2 separate regions of the Mus musculus genome follow, and region 2 is linked to region 1. The links are chromatin loops, found by intact Hi-C in ENCODE. Cell type or tissue: gastrocnemius. All regions are shown on one strand. Each heading gives the region's core, and the rest is flanking DNA. Links, peaks and the distances in the headings are about the cores only. Region 1 overlaps Nol4l (nucleolar protein 4-like). Region 2 overlaps Kif3b (kinesin family member 3B).

The links. A loop is a pair of places that touch in the nucleus more often than their neighbours do. Peaks named below come from ENCODE experiments on the same cell type or tissue, not always from the same donor. Only the 100,000 strongest peaks of a DNase experiment are listed, where the experiment ranks them.
Region 2: a loop joins it to region 1, with 1.9 times the contacts of the local background. A loop is called at or near these places in 2 of 42 quality-filtered maps.

Annotation. Positions count from the first base shown.
Region 1 is chr2:153,411,196-153,420,392 of GRCm38, forward strand. It overlaps Nol4l (nucleolar protein 4-like), which reads right to left. Exons shown (of 11, transcript NM_001134300.2): 7 at 6,765-6,950; 8 at 6,493-6,684; 9 at 6,168-6,290; 10 at 5,449-5,650; 11 at 1-634. The coding sequence ends at 417. It also overlaps the pseudogene Gm14472. Among named protein-coding and RNA genes, the nearest start is that of Asxl1, 70 kb to the left of the region's middle. In gastrocnemius, for the core only: a CTCF peak has its summit at 3,636 (motif pointing left); a DNase peak (open chromatin) is centred at 7,417.
Region 2 is chr2:153,294,147-153,303,358 of GRCm38, forward strand. The region is part of intron 1 of Kif3b (kinesin family member 3B); the gene reads left to right. Among named protein-coding and RNA genes, the nearest start is that of Gm39961, 7.3 kb to the left of the region's middle. In gastrocnemius, for the core only: a CTCF peak has its summit at 5,044 (motif pointing right); DNase peaks (open chromatin) are centred at 3,778 and 5,404; H3K27ac peaks cover 947 bases.

The DNA.
Region 1 (9,197 bases), core at 1-8,000:
ATTACTAAGGGGAGAGAAAGGGTCCACTTTTGCTCTTCTCAATAAATATGCAATTCTGCTCACCTAAGACTTGAAAGGTAATTATGGGGGGGGGGAGTTCTAACATCGTGGTCCACAAAGGTGATTCTAAATAGAGCTGTAGCCCCTGTGCCTTTTCAGGGGAACCTCAACCCTTTTAGAGCTGCCCCACTGGCCTCTTTCCAAGCAGGTCAGAGCACCCATGTGGTGAAATTAAAAAAAAAAAAAGAAAAGAAAAGTGTCCTTGTGCCCAAAGTCTCAGATGCTTGGAGTGCAGCTAGAAACAGCTCTTTTGGATCCCACCTCTTTCAGAAAACAGTGTACCAACTGGTGAGGCAGGAAGCTGGGTCCAGGCTGGGACAGCCTCCTGGCGTCGTGCACTCTGGGGGCCAGCAGGGTCAGTTCTGCTGTAAAATGAGGTTTTCCAGTTCATCTGCAGAACGCAGCAGGAAGGCTGCAGACTCTCGATAGCCTGCGATGAGCTGCCGCACAGCACTGATCTCCGTGGGGCTAAGCTGGGCTGTGGGCATGGTCCTGCTGGTGCTGTTGCTGGAAGGGGTAGGCGTGGGAGGAGTTGGGGTAGAGGCCCCGCCTTTCATGCTGAGGTCTGTGGGCCCTGTAGAGAGGGAAAGATGATTTAGAGTCTAAAGTTTAGAGGAAGCTGAAGCCCCTGCCTGCATCTGGGCATAGATTTGGAAGCCCTGGTCTATATCCCCAATGGCTATATTCCCAGTATTTAGAATGGGGCTTTGACATGGCAAGGGTTCTAGGCTAAGCTTTATTGTTAACCATATGACAGGCAAAAGAGAGGTGGAGAATTCTACCCAAAATCACATGGCAAGTGAACAATGGAATAAGGAGGCATGCATCAAAAACAAGGGCTTTGGTATCAGGCACAGCACAGTAGGCTTCCAACCTAGCTTCCTGCCTCTACCTATGCCGCCCATCAGACATACATCCCAGCTCTGGCTGCGGCTGAGGAAGAGGCACCTTGAGCCACAGAAATGTCTCCTATTAACTCCTGAGCCCTGCCGCTCTTCAAGGGGTAGTCATGGTTGGAACAGGACTAACAGTCCCAGGAAGCAACTGTGCTCCAGGCACTGTGAGAAAGAGCTGTTGGCATGTTTTGGAGGCAGTAGCATGGATGGGCCTTTTCCCCAGAAGGTTGAGAGGGGAGGCTACCATCCCGGTCTGGAGAGGCAGTGAACACCCTGCCCCTAGAGGGTTTACAGGTGCTTGTGGATGGAAGAGAGGCAAGGCTTGCTTTGCCTCAGCACCTCAGCTCTTCTTCCTCTGAGGAGTTTCACTGTCCCAAGTGAGGAGGCTGACGCTTCTGGGACAGAAGGGCTCAGAAGAGGACAGAATAGTCTGCTGTCTGTCCTCCACTGGCTGACTGTGGCAGAACAAACACACACACAAAACAACCAAACCCAAGCTCTTAAGATCCCTGGGGAGAAGGGGACTACAGCCACCTCTTTGCCCCATTAGAAGCTCCATGGAGTAGGCTGCCAGCACTCGAGTTGAGCAGGTGTATGCTCGAGTCCTTCTCTGCCACCTCATGGGCAATTTCAGAACTTCTTCGAGCGAGCTTCTGATTCCAAAACAAAGCAGGGAGCCGCTTCTTGGGAACAGGAGCTTCCATAAAGCTTGGGGAAGCCCAGATAGCCCAGCAGACAGGCGTTTCAGCCTTCTTGAGAACTAGCTGCAGAGCCTACCAGGAGAGGCACCTCAGCTGGCCTACTGGACATGGAAGTAAACTCCCACTAGACATGGAAGTGGCAGAGCTTGAAAGGCCTTGTAAGTATTAATCCCAGCACTCGGGAGGCAGAGGCAGGCGAATTTCTGAGTTCGAGGCCAGGGCTATACAGAGAAACCCTGTCTGGGGGGGGCGGGGGGGGAGGAATGAAGAGAGCTGGGGAATGAATGAGAGGCCTTGGTGACCCCTTGCCACAGCAGATAGTTCACTTTCCTGGCTGTAGCCCCTTTTTCCTGAGTCCCCTACCTGTATCCTTCAACCTGGAGGCCATCTACAGGAATATATGTTGTTCTGGGCCTACTTCCCTGTAGGTTTTGATGACCAGGCTTGTTCATTGCTGCATTTACATGGCTGTATTAGAGATGGACAAAACCTTGTCTTTGGAGACATCTACACTAGAAGTAACATCTAAGGATAAATTGTGGAAACAACTGTTGCTAAAGGAAGTCAGCACAGCTCTTTATTGGGAAAAGAAGTTGGCCTCTGTGGTTGTACTGTTGTTGTTTTTTAATTTTAATTTTTATGTGCATTGGTGTTTTGCCTGCATGTGTGCCTATGTGAGGGCGGCAGATCTCCTGGAACTGGAGTTACAGACAGTTGTGAGCTGCCATGTACGTGCTAGGAATTAAGCCCAGGTATTCTGGAAGAGCATCCAGTGCTCTTAAAACTGCTGAGCCATCTCTCTAGCCCCTGACTGGACAGTTCGTAAACACAGTTATTTTTCCCCATTTGACCAGAGAATGTAGATAGTTTGCTAAAAAGTTTCCTTGGGGATAGGGGTGTAGTTCAGTGGGTAAAGTACCCTCCCTACCACAAAAATAAATAACAGGTTAGAGAGAGAGAGCACTCCGCCGGGGGTTGGTGAAGTATCCCAAGATGGCTGGGCATAAACTTGCTCTAAAAACCATTGATTAGGTATCTTTTGTGTAGCTCATGCCCCAAAACCAGAAGGCAGTTGGAAATGCCCTGAAGTCCTGGAATGAGACCCTCCACCCCAGGTTGGCTAGTTTGTCTGAGAAACCACCTGCGATTGACTGGGCTTACTACAGGGCCAATGTGGCCAAGCCTGGCTTGGTGGATGACTTTGAAAAGCAGTATAATGCCCTGAAGATCCCTGTGCCTGAGGATAAACACACAGCCCTGGTGGACAAGAGGAGACGGGGGATGTGAAGAGCTGTGCTGAGTTTGTGTCTGGACCTCAGCTCAGGACCCAGGAGTGTGAGAAGCAGCTGGAGAAAACGAGGAACATAATTCCCTTTGACCAGATGACCAGTGATGACTCAAATGAGATCTTCCCAGAAACCAAGCTGGACAAGAAGAAGAAGTACCCGTACAGGCCCTACCAGCCCATTGAGAACCTATGAAGCAGCCTGGGACGGAGCCCCGGCCGACATGAAATAAAACATTTAAATAGTGAAATAAAATAAGTAAATAAATAAAATAAATAGCAATGCTCTTGGAATTAAGATATAGAACAGTGAAGTCTGTTAAAATCAAATATGGGAGGAAAAAGAGATGTGTATGTCAAAAACAGAGCCCAGCAGGCGAGTGGCTTCCATGGTGGCAGCTTCTGCCAGCTTCTAGATATCCCAATTGCAAGACTTGGAGGGGATGAAATAGATTTGATTTTCTCTGGTTGCTTTTGATCTAGGCAATGCCTGGGGGTAGCAGAGGCCACCTGCCACTGTCAGAGGTGGCCCCAGGTTTCTTTTCCCCCCTCTATCCCCAAATCTCAGCTCACTGTTCACTGCTGCTTAGAGAGCTCCCCAGCCCTCCAGTCCCTGATCTGATCTGGAGCCATTTCTGTACAGGCTCCAGTTACAGCTGGATTCTCAGGTTGCTAGTGGCCCCTAGTGGGCTAGTATGGGCACAAGCTGCCTAGTACCCCGGGTTAGAGGGACGGGGTCTGATTTTATCTGAGCTCATTTCTATCTCCAGTGACAACATGAGCAAAGTGAGGAGGATGAGCCATTAGCAGAGCTGTGGTAGGGTCCAAGCAGAAGCAAACAATCACCTGAAAGGCTGTGACTGGCAGGACAGTGGGAAGGAGGGATGGCTCTGTGACCCAGTAGCTACTGCTTATTTTCCCCAGCTGCTGGAGGCACTAGTGCTCATGGGAAAAGGCTGTTCCTAGCAAGGAGGAAAATGACCAGATCTCAGTCCTACCCATCTTCAAGGAAGCAGAATGTTCAGAGATGGGATTCATGGAGCAGATAGCTGCCTCCTGATCTCAGCTCTGGCTGTTGGTCGTGTCTTTCAGGACTCATACACTTGTGAGAGGCCAGGGAGCCACCACAACTGTGGTCCTAACACAGGCCATGCTGCATGTACCAGGTAAAGTTTTACCATGTGCTGCCCGGGCATGACTGGGCACCAGGTTATACCTTCCTCCATAGCCACTTAGTACTAGTGTTCCAGAGCATTCTAACTTTCCTGATCCTGAAACCCACGTCAGATACTCTAACTCTAGCAAAGGGACTGGAAGGAGAGTGGCTCTGGATCAGCCATTCTACCCCTGGTGTGCACCATGCTGGCCTGGCTCTAGGGATTAGGCCAGCCAGCCTCTTATTTTAGGTTAAGACGCATTAGAAGGGATGAGAGGCTAAGCCCAGGCAGGAACCTTCCAGACACCAGCACTTCCTTCCCAGTTGTGGGGCACAGTAAGCATGCAAGATGAAGCAAGGGGTGGGTGGAGATGGCCTGGCCTTTCTACCAGGGCTAGGAACCGGCCCTCTTCCTTGCTACCCAGGAACAGTCAAGGGGTCTCCTAAACCCAGAGCTCGCCTGCCAGAAAGTGCTTTTTCTTCTACCTGCCCCCTTAAGACAGCAGCTTGATGTCTTCACTTTCCTTCACTCCTTGGCCCCTGAATAACACAGAGGCACACTGCCTCTGCCCTGTCCCTGAAAACATTTTCATCACAGGGTTGGACAGAACAGGATGATGGAGGCCAGACACAGGTCACAGCCCTTGTATGCCTAGTAGCCCCCTGACCCTTCTCTCCCTGTTGCCCCTGCTAGAGAAGGTCTTGATGGCTGATCTGCCCCCATGTAAGACAGAATACCTCATGCCACCAGAGGTGTAGGAGGAATCTGTCTTCCCCCTCTTCCTCCCTCCCTTGGGGTGGGGAGTGGCACCTGCAGAGGTTCCTGGAAGCACTTGTCAAGCTGCCCAGTTTAGGTATGGAGCAGAAGAACCAACCTAATGTTTAACCATCTCCCAGACGACTTAAATGGGGGCACCATGGGTAGAGGGGCTGAGGCTAGACCAGATCCTGGCTCTGCTGCCAACTCACAGGGGACTTTCAGGGAGTGGAATCAGAGAGGTGCATTTGTAGTGACTGGCAGAAGCAATTACCATTGGAGATGGAAAAGGGAGCCCAGGCTTTCCTGACCTCATCTAAAGACTGACTGGTAATGGGGGAGCTGAGCCATTGTCCCGCTCTTCCCAAGGGCTTTTATGTAGAACAAGCTAGACACTGCTCTGGTAAAAACCAGGCCTGGCCAGGCATGGTGGCACACACCTTTAATCCCAGCCACTTGGGAGGCAGAGGCAGGTGGATTTCTGAGTTCGAGGCCAGCCTGGTCTACAGAGTGAGTTCCAGGACAGCCAGGGCTACACAGAGAAACCCTCTCTCAAAAAAAAAAAAAAAAAAACAGGCCTGACCACTACTTACCATTACTGTGATTTCCTGTCTGGAGGGAAGCAGAGGGCTGCAAGTTGCTGCTCAAGGACCCATAGCCACGGTAGCTGTAATTGAGGCCACCGTTGACATACACGGGGTCCTGGGAGTAGGCAGAGGCTGGCAGTGAGTAGGTGGAGTGGGTGATGGCTGTAGAGTCCCGAGAGTGCTGCTTATCCAGGGCTATGGGTTCTTCCTGCAAAGGAGGGATGACAATGCTAGGGAACCCAGGGGACAGAAAGCCTGGTCACTGTCCCTGTCATGAGGTAGGAAGAGGCTGTTTCCTGGGACCCACTGATATGATCTGGGCTGGGGTATCCTGTTGTTTCTCTCTCCCTGGGCACTTTGCCTCAGGGATCGCCCCTGATTGCATCTCTCTATGAACATACTAGGTTGACTCTATGCAGTGTAAAAGATCCTCTCTGTATGAACCTAGAACCTGTATCTCTTTAGTGCTGGGATTATAGGCGAGGACTTCCATACTCAGTCAGCCTTCCTTCCAACAGGTCTGCAATCTTAGCAACAAGGTCCTCCAGCACTCCTCACCCACCTCTTGGCACCCTCCTCTCTCCATCCTCTCTGCCCACCACAGTGCTATAACCGTAGGCTACATGATGGCTGCCCTGCCACCTCTCTGTCCACCCCCGCTGCAGGTGTAGACGGGATGAACAGTGGGTGAGACCCCTTTGCACACAGCCAGCATGAGCGCATACTTGTGAGGACTGGTAGATCTCCAGGCGCATCCTCTTGGCTGCCTTTCTCGTCTCACTCTCACAGGCAGCTGCTAGGATGTTCTCTGCCATGGCTGAGGTCAGATGCGGAGGAGTAGGTCTGGTCTGCAGGCACAAGAGACAGTGCTGGTGTTTGGGCTGGAAGGGTCCTGGTCAGGGGATGGCAAAGCAGGGGTTTGGACTCCAGTACCTGACTAACAGCCCGTTTTCCTCATTTGTGAAACAGGCCTACTGGGAAGTTGGGGTAAGGGGGTCTGGAGGGCAGTGATGGCGCCACAAGCCAGGGTGGCCAGGAGGGGGTACTCACCATCTCCATGCCGTTCTTCTTCATGCGGCGGCAGGACTTGAGGTATGTGCGGATGCGCTTGCGGGCCCGCTCCTGGAACTCAGGGAATTGCCGGCTGCAGGACTCGATGATGGCCTGGATCTTCTCCTTGGGCTGCTTGGAAATGGGCACCATGCGGTCCAGGTTCTCATCCACGAAGAGCCGCACGAACATCTGGGGAGACACAGGCTATGGGAGAGGACTGGCCCTGCCTTAGACCCATCGGTGTCCCACCAGCCCTGCCTGGTGCTCACGTTGAAGGCCTTGAGCCGCTCGGGGTCCATGCCCTCTGAGTCATTCATCTTGTCATTGTCCTCATGGTCATCATGGTCATCGTCATCGTCATCTGCTGCAGGGGCCCGGCCCACTGTCAGGTCCTCAGGACAGCCACTGACTTCAGTCTTGATGGAATCATAGCTCCCGGAGCTGTATGGGGGTGACTGAAACCAGGCAAAGCAGAGACAAATCAGGTGGCTGCCTACTTGGTCTCCCATGGTAAGCTTGAGGGCCAGGTCAGCAAGTGAACCCTACTTCCCACTGTGAGCTGAGAGCAACAGGTCTGCCCTCAGTGACCCCGGGCTACTGTCTGGAGGCCCAACTAAAGCAACACACAAGGAGGGCCTTGCCTTTTAGAGGCAAGGGGTAAAGTGTAGGAGCCACTTTCTTGGTGGCAGTGCCCACATCAAGACCTGCCATGCTGAGAGAAGGACACCAGAAAAGATTACAATCCGCCAGCCTCTCCTGTGTGCCAGGATCTGTTTGGGCTTCCAGGGTTCCTCCTGGATCCCCAGGGGACTGCAGCCTTGAGTTGACAAGTGAGCTGTCACCAGAGCAGCAAATGTGCAGTCTATGGGGGGGGAGGAGCAGATGGGCTGGGAAAGGGAGCCAGCCAAGGCAGTAGGGCCACAAAGCAGGGTGCAGTCCCCAGCTCCCAGGCCAGGCTGTTTCTGCCTATCTCCCAAGAGATTGCTCTGAAGCCTGGGGAAACAGGTGTTCAAGAAGGGGGAGAGCAGAGACAGCCAGCCTGCTACAGCCCAACTGTGAATGGGCAAGGACTTAAGCACTCTGCTCCCACACAGATCCTCCCCTCCGTCACACCACAGGCAAAGGTGGCAATCACTTCCTTGGTTGGTGGTGGTGTCCTTTCTAGGGCTGATCATATTATGGGAAGGACACACACACACACAAAGATTCCCATGAGCCAGCCCCTTCTGTGTGCCAGAATCTATTTGGGCTTCTGGATTTTCTCAGCCTTCAACGACTGCCTGTTTTTCCTTGGACTATGGCTTCTGCTTTCTCCTGCTTCCCAGCTACTAGGTTGCCCCTTCTGACCCAGCTCCATAATACCTTCCTATCCTCAGCACCCTGACTCTGAGCTGCTGTCATTTGCTTTTTAAAGTCTGTGGCATGCCCTGACTTCAGCATCTCTTTTCTCAAGGACATTGGCATGTAGTGGGTATGTTGGACCCAGGAGAAAACAGTCAGGCACAGTGATGTGGCCACAGCCTGCCTAAAAGGACCTGGTGCTTCCTGAGGAGCAACTCAAGAGAGACAAGTGGCCTGGTGCCTCTGGCCCTCAGGCCCCTCCCGCCATGACCACACAAAGACTTAAGGGGCAGAATTCCAGCCCTCCAGAATAACAAACAGTCTGGGGTCAAAACATGTACAGGGCACAGGGCTGGCTACTGGCTGGCTCTGGACTAGTCACATCTGCAAGTGATTCTTTAGCTGGATCCTCTGCCAGGGCCAGAGCAGAATAAGCAGACTGTCAGAAGCCCTCAGTGCCCACCCCTGTGCCATGGTATGGCCATGATAGCAAGTGGGTTGAGGGCTCTACTGAGTCAAATTTGCCTCCGCCCTAAGACAGCTGCTCTGTCTGGTCCCTGTACCTACTTCCGGGCTGATCCCTATGGGCTGTGCTACACACGTGGCACCAACGCCATCCTGTCCATTTAGATTGTGTCCTGAGCATTTATTTGTCCCATCCCACCCTGAAAAAGAGACAGGCCAGGGCAAAGAGTCTGTGGAGAGTAGGCAGGTGACTGCAGAAGGGCAGAGTTGAAGAGGTGCCCCAGGAGAGCTGGCACCTGTCAGGAAACTTTAATGGCCCAGGATAGTGTGTGCAATTATGGGCCATGGTAGGGGACCCACCTTGCCCACTCCTATACCTATATATCAGCTTGCTCAGGAGAGAAACTCCACATCCCTTTCTGCATCATCTGAAAAGATGGGGTCAGGCAGGCAGATTAGCCGAGGGGTCTGAGGCCTGGGCTGACTTTTCTCAAGGTGTGTGGTGGGGAAGGAGTCCACAAGCCAGGGTGCCTGTGCGGTCGGTGCCCTTCTCCACCTTTATGCAAGCTTGGAGGGCCACCCTCAAATCACCTCTAACAACTGAGCCCTTTGTTAAGGCCTTTATGTTTTTATTATTTAGGTCTTCCTATGGTAGCTTGGGCTGTCCTGACCTGAAACTCTCCATGTAGCCCAGGATGGCTTCATGTAGCCCAGGATGGCTTCCAACTGCACTCCTGCTTCAGGCAAATTCTGAGTAGTAGAGTTATTGGCATGACTACCATGCTTAGCAATGTCTTATACTTCTGTCACAAATGTGCCATTTGCTGCTGTTCCTTACAGCAAACTGTGTTCTGGGGGAGGTACTCTGAACCATATGCATTCTAGTGTGGCTCTAG
Region 2 (9,212 bases), core at 608-8,607, 120 kb before region 1:
CAACTGAGTGACACTGTTGATGGGAGCTCTTCCTTAGCAGGCTGCATAGCATCTTCCACCCTGTGAACCATGGCCAGCAGCGGGGAAGCGTCCAGCTCAGTTTCAGCTTGGTTTCTCTTTGTCATGAAATCAAAGCTTGTACTGTCTTCAGCAACAAGTTCTTACCGTCTCATAATGGTGGGCAACCAACAGCAGTTGCGATAGCCTGTTTGGGGTACCTCGAGGGCATCCCTGGTGATTTGAATGGGACCACTGAGACATCCAGCCCCGTGGGTTGAACAGCTGCCTGTTTCTTGGCCTGTACAGTGAGTGACAGCCGTTGGTGGACTACTGCATCTCCTTTTAATAATAAATCCCCTTTTAATAAACACTCTGATCCTCCATTCTGTCTGTTCCTTTAGCAAACCCTGACCAACAATTCATGGTAAGGTAGTCCAACCCTGGCACTAACATTTTCCTATAATAATTTGTGGCTATAAATTGCTCGGCACATTTGGTAAATGTTAGCTGTCATTATTTGGGCTTAACTTAGCACGTGTACTGTATTTTACATTCTGATAGTGGTTGGTGAGTGAGTATAGTGTGTGCTTATAATCTCAGGTCTGTCAGTCCTCAGAGATGATCAGAAGCATGAAGCAGTTGTCATTGTGGCAGTGTGTGACTGTGGTGTCATTGCAGGATTTCTCCATGAACCAGGACCTCCTTACCAGGGTGGGTGCAAGGAAAGGAGAAATCTGGTGCGGCGGGCTGTGCTCAGGTGGTAGAATGTTGCCTGGCATACACGAATCCTGGATTTCTCCTCTAGTGCCATGTAGACACTGGCATGGTGGCTCATGTCTGCAGTCCCAGAACTCGGGTGCTGGAGGTGGAGTTCAAGGCCACCTTGCCTGTATATCAGTCGGAGACACATGAGGCCCTGTTTTTGTTTTAAGGAGGAAAATGGCTAATTGGAGGTTTTGTTGTTTGGAACCAAATTCAGTAAATGTTTATTACATTTCTCTATCCCAGGGATATACAGGATACTGTATCTTCATGGCCTTCAAGGAACCCCGAGCTTAACTTGCAAATAACTTCATTTGACAGTATTTGATCTGCCTGCCCATTGGGTGTCAGGCCTTGCACATGCTAGGCGGGCACTCCACTAACCAGCCCATCTCTGGCGTCATGGTTTTTGTTTAAGGCCGACTTGTTGCTCTGGCCAGCCTCTAATTCCTAGGCTCAAGTGATCTTGTCACCTTAGTTTTCTGAGCAAATGAGACTGTAGGTGTATGTTAACACACTTGCCTTGACTTGTCTAAATGGATTCATGGATTGTGTTTGTGTTGGCCATAGAGTAAAGCCCTGCTGTCTTCTGCTGTGTCCTGAGATGCCTGCTAGGCACCCAGATAGGAGCTAGTAGTGGGGTGGTGGGGGAGTGGGGAACCTCAGATTGCTCCTACATCTTTTTCTTTCCCTGTTATCTTTCCCTTCCCCCTCCCTTTCCTTTCTCCTCTCTTTTTCTTTTTTTCCATTATTTTTTAAAGATTTATTTTTATTTTCTGTGCACTGGTTTGCCTGCATGTATGTTTGTGTGAGGGTACCAGGTCCCCTAGAACTGGAGTTACAGTTGTGAGCTGACATGTAGGTGCTGGGAATTGAACCTGGCTCCTCTGGAAGAGCAGCCAATGCCCTTAACTGCTGAGCCATCTCTTCAGCTCTCTTTCCATTTCTTCTTGTCTTTCTGGGCCTTGTTACGTAGCCTAGGTTAGCCCCAGCACTTGCTCTCCCGCATGCTGGGTTCGTACACATTTCAGGTTGCCAAGGAAGAACCTTGTCTTGTGACAGTTGACACACTGCTGTCTGTATGGATCTTGATGCTCTGGAGTTCTGAATTGGGCCTTTATTTGGTCTCATTGGTACCCGTGAGGAAAGCAAGGTGCAGATTAAACTCTCCAGTGAACAATGGCGGAACTCCTAGGAAGAGAAACCATGCTGCCGGGCAGAAGCCCACCCACCTCACAGTGGTGTCCGGGTCTTCAGACGCCAGGCACAGTGCTCTTGTTGTATTCCTATGGCTTCGTTTGTGGGACATTTGCTGAGCAACAGGTATTTGCTGTGGCAGCCCTGTGCAGCCTGGGGATATGACAGTGAAGAGATGGCTGAGGTCCTTGTCTCACAGCGTTCAGCAGGTGCAAACCCAAAACCAAAAAGTAGGCAGACGGGATTTGAACTGGAGGAACACAGTGGGAGCAATGGCGCAGTAGTGTGCTGGAAAGCCATTCTCCAGGGATGGAGGGGACACTGCTGCATTAACTGGGGGAGGCGGTGACATTTTTGTTGAGGTTTGATCTCGGGAAGGGGCTCACTGTTTGAAGGTATACCAAAAGGATAAAGACTCCACGGTGGTCCTGAGCTAATTCCAGAAACTGCAGGAAGTGGCTGTGATGGGGTGAGTGGAGAGGTGGCTGGGAGTAGGGGGAGTCTACTCTAGAGGAGTCTACACGCCATGGGAACACTGGAGGCTTCTCAGAAGGTGTCATCATCTAGGTGTTTTTGTTGGTGTTAGTTTTTTAATGTGTGTGGATGTTTTGCCTGTGTGGATGCCTTGTGTCTACAGAGGCCGGAGGGATTGTTCAGTCTCCTGGAACTGGAGTTACAGAGGGTTGTGAGCTACCATGTGTGTTCTGGGACCTGTGGAACAATACCTACTGAGTTACCTTTCTTTCTCTCTCTCTTTTTTTTGGGGGGGTGGGGGGTTGGTTTTTCAAGACAGGGTTTCTCTGTATAGTCCTGGCTGTCCTGGAACTCACTCTGTAGACCAGGCTGACCTTGAACTCAGAAATCTGCCTGCCTCTGCCTCCCAAGTGCTAGGATTAAAGGCGTGCGCCACCACTGCCGGGCCCTGAGTCATCTTTCTAGACCTTAGAAAACCTTGGTGGTTTAAATAAATAATTTTTAAGACAGGGCCTATTGTAACCTAGGTTAACCTTAAGTTCTTTATGTAGTTGACTAAGGATGGGCTGGAACTTCTGATTCTTTTGCCTCTCTCCTGTGTACTGGGGTTATAAGTGTATGCTACCATACCAGATCATGTGGGCCTAGGGACTGACTTCAGAAACTTGTGTATGCTCGATAAGGCCTCTACTAACTGAGTCACATCCCTGGCCCCTAGTTTTCTGCTTTGTTTTTAAATCACTCTGAGGGCTGATGATGAGGTTCGGTGTAGAGTGTTCTCAGTGTGTGCATGTGCCCTCCGTGTCACAAAAGGAGGGCAAAAGAAAGTGAAGTCACCTGGCCTCTCTGGATTGTGAGTTTGAGAGAGCTTTAAGTGCCAGCCAGACTAGGTAGAAGGTTAGTAAGATGGTGGTGACTTTTTAGGGTGGTGGTAGGGGATGGTTATGTTTTGGAGGTGGCCAGTAGGGTGAAAGGATTAAGGGTGACTCCTAAGTTTTTGGCCCAAGCAGTTAGGTAGATTTAGAGGTGCCATCTGCCTCTCAAAGGATTAGAGGTCTCTGGTGAGGGGCCCTGAGAGGAACAACTGAATTATTCCAAGAGGCCCAAGGTACTACCAGTGCCTTAGCCCCTGCTGAAGGAAGACAGCCTGGAGGGTCTTACATTGTCCACCTAAGTCATCCAGATCTGCTTTTCCCAGGCTGGCTCGATGCCGGTCTGTGGAGTAGTAGTAAGTGGGTGCTCTGATGGGGTCCTGCTTACCTCTCTCTGGCTGTTTCAGTTGCCGTCCTAACCTGGGGATCTTGGCTGATGGAGGTTGGAAGGAATCTAGCCAGCTCTGGGGGAGAGCATATACTCACTAACACAGCTCACCCCCAGCACCTCAGATGGCCATGCTCTCCCTGCCAAAATGCCTCTTTCCTGGCTGCTGAACAGTAGGTCTTAAGGTTCAGAGCTTTTTAGACAGGGGAAGGCTTTGTAAAGCTGCTGTATTCTGCCAAAATTCCTAGAGGACTCTTGAACGTAGTAGCTCATCCAAGCAAGGGCTCCAGGCCTCATTTCCCATGCACTAGGAAAGGCCTTTGTTCATTTGGCGGTCAGTGAGGCCTGTTAGCGTTGTGGGACTCACAACTGCACACACTACTCCGAGTAGCTCTGGTGTTTTCTTTGCTCCTTCTTGAGTCTCATCCTCAGTCAGTGGTGGCCACATGGAGTGTGGGTTGTCCCAGGCTTCAGGTAAGGACACGTAGATACCTAGAAATCAGTCCTATTTGCTAGTGTATTCTGTACCTGCTAAGGGTTAAGGTAGGAAGATTGATGCTGGTTTAAGTGTGCTGCGCATGACAGAAGCACTTCTTGAACATGCACAGTCTAAGCCTAGATTGGAAAAATCAGGGTCTGGATTTCACCAGGATCCACTCACCCAGGTCAGATGTGAAACTATGGTCTCCTTCCATTTCCCTCCGGTCAAGCCACAGAAGCCAAAAGCAGTGCAGCAGTGGCCGAGAAAGAGGAGCTACTGAAAGCGCTGAGGGTGAAGCCACCCAGACAGCTGGGTGAATTATGGGTGGAGCTGTTCAAACAGCTGGATAATCTCTAGGTGGAGCTGTCCCAGCTGCAGGTCACTAAAGTAACTGTTGTTAGCATCATCTGTGTAGTCAAGATCTGAGCTGTCAAATCGAACTTTTGGGGTCACCTTTCTTAACCTTTGGAGAGAAAATCCTACAAAGACAAGAAGTACAAGCACCTGACTTAAGACCCTAGAAGACAGGGGTCATGCAGGGGCAAGAAGCCCCTCACCTAGACCCCAGAAGACAAGAGACCTACACACTCCTCACCCCCTTCACCAGGCCCAGAGCTGAAGACAGTGTAGGAGCTGCAGGAGGAGCTGTGCCTGCACACAGCTCAAAGAACACAGCCAAGGCCTGAGGTCACCCCAACAGTAAAACACGAAGCTGGCTCAGAACAACACCCCCATCCCCCAAGACTTTGTGCTACCAGCAAGCTGATAGTGTGTTTCGATAGCTAAGCTAAGGCTTGCTGAGCCAAGCTTGCAAGCCCTGCTTTCATTTGGTCTTCAGCAGTCTTTGTACAGGAACTGTTCCTCCCAGTTCCCAGAAGAGGGAAGTAGAGACTGTGTGAGTCAAATACTTCCCCAAAGATGCTGATCCGGAGTCCACCGCTCAGCCTACTATTCACTTTTCTCTAAGAAAGTTATTTATTAATTATGATTGTGCATTTTTGTGTGTGCATGGTGTGTGTACATGAGAACACGTGTGCCTGTGAAGGTCAGAGGACTTTTGTAGAGTCAGTCCATCTCCTACCTTTCTATGGGTTTCAGGGGTCAAACTCTGCCATCCACTGAACCATCGAGCTGGCCTTCTACTGCTCCCTCCCTCCCTCCCTCCCTCCCTCCCTCCCTCCCTCCCTCTGTTCCTTAGGATGCAGAGCCTCTTGCACGCTAAGCACAGGCTGCACCACTGAGGGGCATCCTCAGCCCCATCTGTTGTTTTTCAGAGGAGCAGTGACCACAGCATCCATTTGTCCGAGGCCTTTCTCTTCTGTGCCTGGGTAACTAGTTTGAAATGCAAATAGCAACCAGGTGCAGTGGGACTTGGTTATAATCCTGAGTGCTACTCAGGAGGTAGAGGCGGAAGGGTCAGGAGTTGTTTGGGGTTACACAGTTCCTTTGAGGTTAGCAGGCATTATAAGAGACCCCATCTCAACAAAGAAACCAACCAAAAAGTGACTTCAAAGGATGTTTGAGGAGATGGGAAACTCCTTTGTCTGTTTTAGAGTAATGGTGAATCTTCTCAGTATTTGATGGATGAGGCTACAGACCCAGCTTTGGGCTAGATAGGCAGGCCAGCCTTATCCTTTGAAGTAGTCTAGCTGCCGGCCTCACACAGCTGAAGCTGGAGCCTTGAGCTTCTTTTCCCAGTCACTTAACCCTCAACTCACTTAGTCCTGCCTGTTACATATACACGAAAGAGGGGAGGGTACAGAAGCCCTTCATTCAGTGCCTTTAGAAAGCTTGGTTAAGGGCTGATACGATGGCTTAGCTGATAAAGGTGCCTGATGGCCTGAGTTCAAGTCCAGACACACAGTGAACAGAGAGAATCAGATCCTGCAAGTTGTTCTCCTACCTCCACACATGCACTGTGACCTTCGCCCATGGGTGCACACACAAAGTAGATGAACACAGTATTAAAAAAAAAAGGCTTTGGCTCAGATCTTTAATCCAGCACTCAGGAGGCTGAGGCAGATGGATCTCTGTGAGTTCAAGCAGTCAGGGCTAAATGGTAAGACGCTGTCTGAAACTCATCTCCCAAATTAAAAAAATATATATATATTTAAGAAGATCTATTGGTCAAGCCTTTGCTATCACAGAAAATTCTGTCACTTGTATTGTGACATGGGGAAATCAGTCAACCTGCCTGGACCTCAGTGTCTGTCTCTCCCTTAGTGTATGTTTAAGTATGTCTGTAGCTGCATACACAAACACATGACTGGGCCTTGAGGTGGACATCTTCTCCCTTGGTGCCTGTATGCTGGGCTTTCTCCCAGACTTTCTGGGTGGGGCGCTCAGGGCGTTTCTCCAAGCATACAGTGAGCCCTCTTGTTAGTACCACAGGTCTGCATTGCTTCTTTTTTTTTTTTTTTTTTAAAGATTCATTTATTTATTATATATAAGTACACTGTAGCTGTCTTCAGACACACCAGAAGAGGGAGTCAGATCTTTTTACGGATGGTTGTGAGCCACCATGTGGTTGCTGGGATTTGAACTCTGAACCTTCGGAAGAGCAGTCAGTGCTCTTACCCACTGAGCCACCTCACCAGCCCCTGCATTGCTTCTTGAGGTGGGAGTGTTTAAGGATCAGTTAATCCTGATGATACATTGTGTCTCTTCATTCTGTCACCTGATTGCAGACACTGAGCTCACTGCCGGCAGATCTATCTTTAGTATACTGATGTAGTTAAATCATAATTTGCATTCGAGATCTCTCTCCCACCAATGATAATGGGGTGGGGTTGGTTGGTTTTTAAAATTTGGGCCTGTTACAGCACTTTCATTTTCTCATACTAAAGCACAGGATAGATGTGGGTGTGGTCCAGGTGAAGTAGGAAGACAACTGAGGTTTGGGACATTAATAAACTGTCACTCATGCTGGAGTCCTCCATAGCACCTTTGCACAGGTTTCAGTGGGACTGTGTGGGCTTCAGTGTAGGAGACAGGCTGGGCAGAATAGGAGCTGCCTCTAGCAGCCCAGGGGCGGGAGCAGTCAGGACTCTGCTGACAATTCTGGAAGCTGAGCGCAAAGCTCGCTGGTAAAGTGTGGAAAGTATAGTGTCAGCCCAGGTGACTAAGATGATTGTGGGCAGGTGGTCTTCGGTTTTGCAAGCTGAGCGGTAAGGAAGTGGAGATGCTCTGACAGGCACCATCTCCCCTTGCTGATGCTCGCTCTGCAGCCCTTTTCAAAGGGGAAATTTTCCTGTTTAAGAAAATAAAATTTCCAGGAGGTGGTGGTGCACACCTTTAATCCCAGCACGTGGGAGACTGAGAGATCTCTGAGTTAGAGGCCAGCCTGGTCTACAGATCAAATTCCAGGAAAGTCAAGGCTAGACAAAGAAAACCTATCTTGGGGGTGGATGGAGAAGGAAAAAAAATTCCAATAAGGAAAAGTCAAGGAAATCATGGTAAGATCAAAGTGAGGTTCACCCCAGGTCCTACCAGCTTGAAGTGATCCATTAGCGTGTTACTGCTGTGTGCAAATATGTCCCGAAGTGATGTGAGATGTTTCACAGGAGTCACACACCAGATATTTATATTACAATTTAAACAGTAGCAAAATCACAGTTATGAAGTTGCAATGAAAATGATTTTATGGTTGGGGGTCCTCACATGATAAGGAACTTCATTAAAGGGTCACAGCATTAGGAAGGCAGAAAACACTGTTTTAGCGTCATCTACTGCACGCTGATTATTTTGAAACAAATTATATATACATAACTTTACCTGAAAATTCTTGTATCTATCTTAAAAAATAAACATTTTTTAACTTTTTAAAAAATTTATTTATTTTTTTAAAGATTTATTTATTTATCTGTAAGTACACTGTAGCTGTCTTCAGACATTCCAGAAGAGGGCATCAGATCTCATTACAGATGGTTGCCAGCCACCATGTGGTTGCTGGGATTTGAAGTCAGGAGCAGTCAGTGTTCTTAACTGCTGAGCCATCTCACCAGCCCCAATAAACTTATTCTTATAATATTTTTATGTGTCTGTGTGTGTGCCTGCATCATGTATATATGTGCAGCACATGCATGTGAAGGTAGATGTCAGACCTCCTGAAACTAGAATTACAGGTAGTTGTAAGCCACCTAATATGGAAGTAATGGAGAGGCTCTCTGATTTTCACCCCCATAGCCATGCAACCCCCCCACCCCTCCCCCCCACACATAAGAAGTAGAGAACAAGCCAGGTGTGGTGGTGCACATGTGTAATGTCAGCACTTGGGAAGAGAATGGAGAAAGGCCAGGAGTTCAAAGCCATCCTTAAGCCAGGTGTGGTGGCACACACCTTTAATCCCAGCACTTGGGAAGCAGAGGCAGGCGGATTTCTGACCAGGCTAGCCTGGTCTACAAAGTGAGTTCCAGGACAGCCAGGGCTATGCAGAGAAACCGTCTTGAAAAACCAAAAAAAAAAAAAAAAAAAAAAAGCCATTCTTAGGTACTCTCCTTAGATAGCTCGTGATAGCTATCCTAGGCTATATGAGACCTTACCTTAAAGGAGAAGGAGACGACGTGAGGTGACTATGAAGCCTTGTAGGAAATTTCTGAATGTTTTACTATTAGATTCAAGAGGGGTCTTCTGTCCCACTCCCAGACAAACGCTTCTGTGACAGGGGGTAGGTACCTCTTTGGGTTCAGGGCTGACTATTTAAAAGAACATGGTACTTGCAACATTGGGGGAATGAATAGTAAGATCAGGCACTGCTGATCTTACTGGGCTGCTCTTTCAGGTCACTCTCTGACAATGTGTCTGTCTTCAGATGCTCAAACCAAAATCAAGCCTTGTTTCCTCAAGCAGGAAATGGCTTTATTGCTTCTTCTCTCCTCAGTTATGTACACGAACCCACAAAAAATCTGAAGAAGAAAAAGGCAGACAGATAAAAGAAGGCTTACAAGCTCACTAACCAGAGAGCAGCATGGCTTCCAGTCCTGTTGCCCCACTCCTGGGTATCATTCTTCAGGACACCCATGCTTCTTCAGGGCATGCT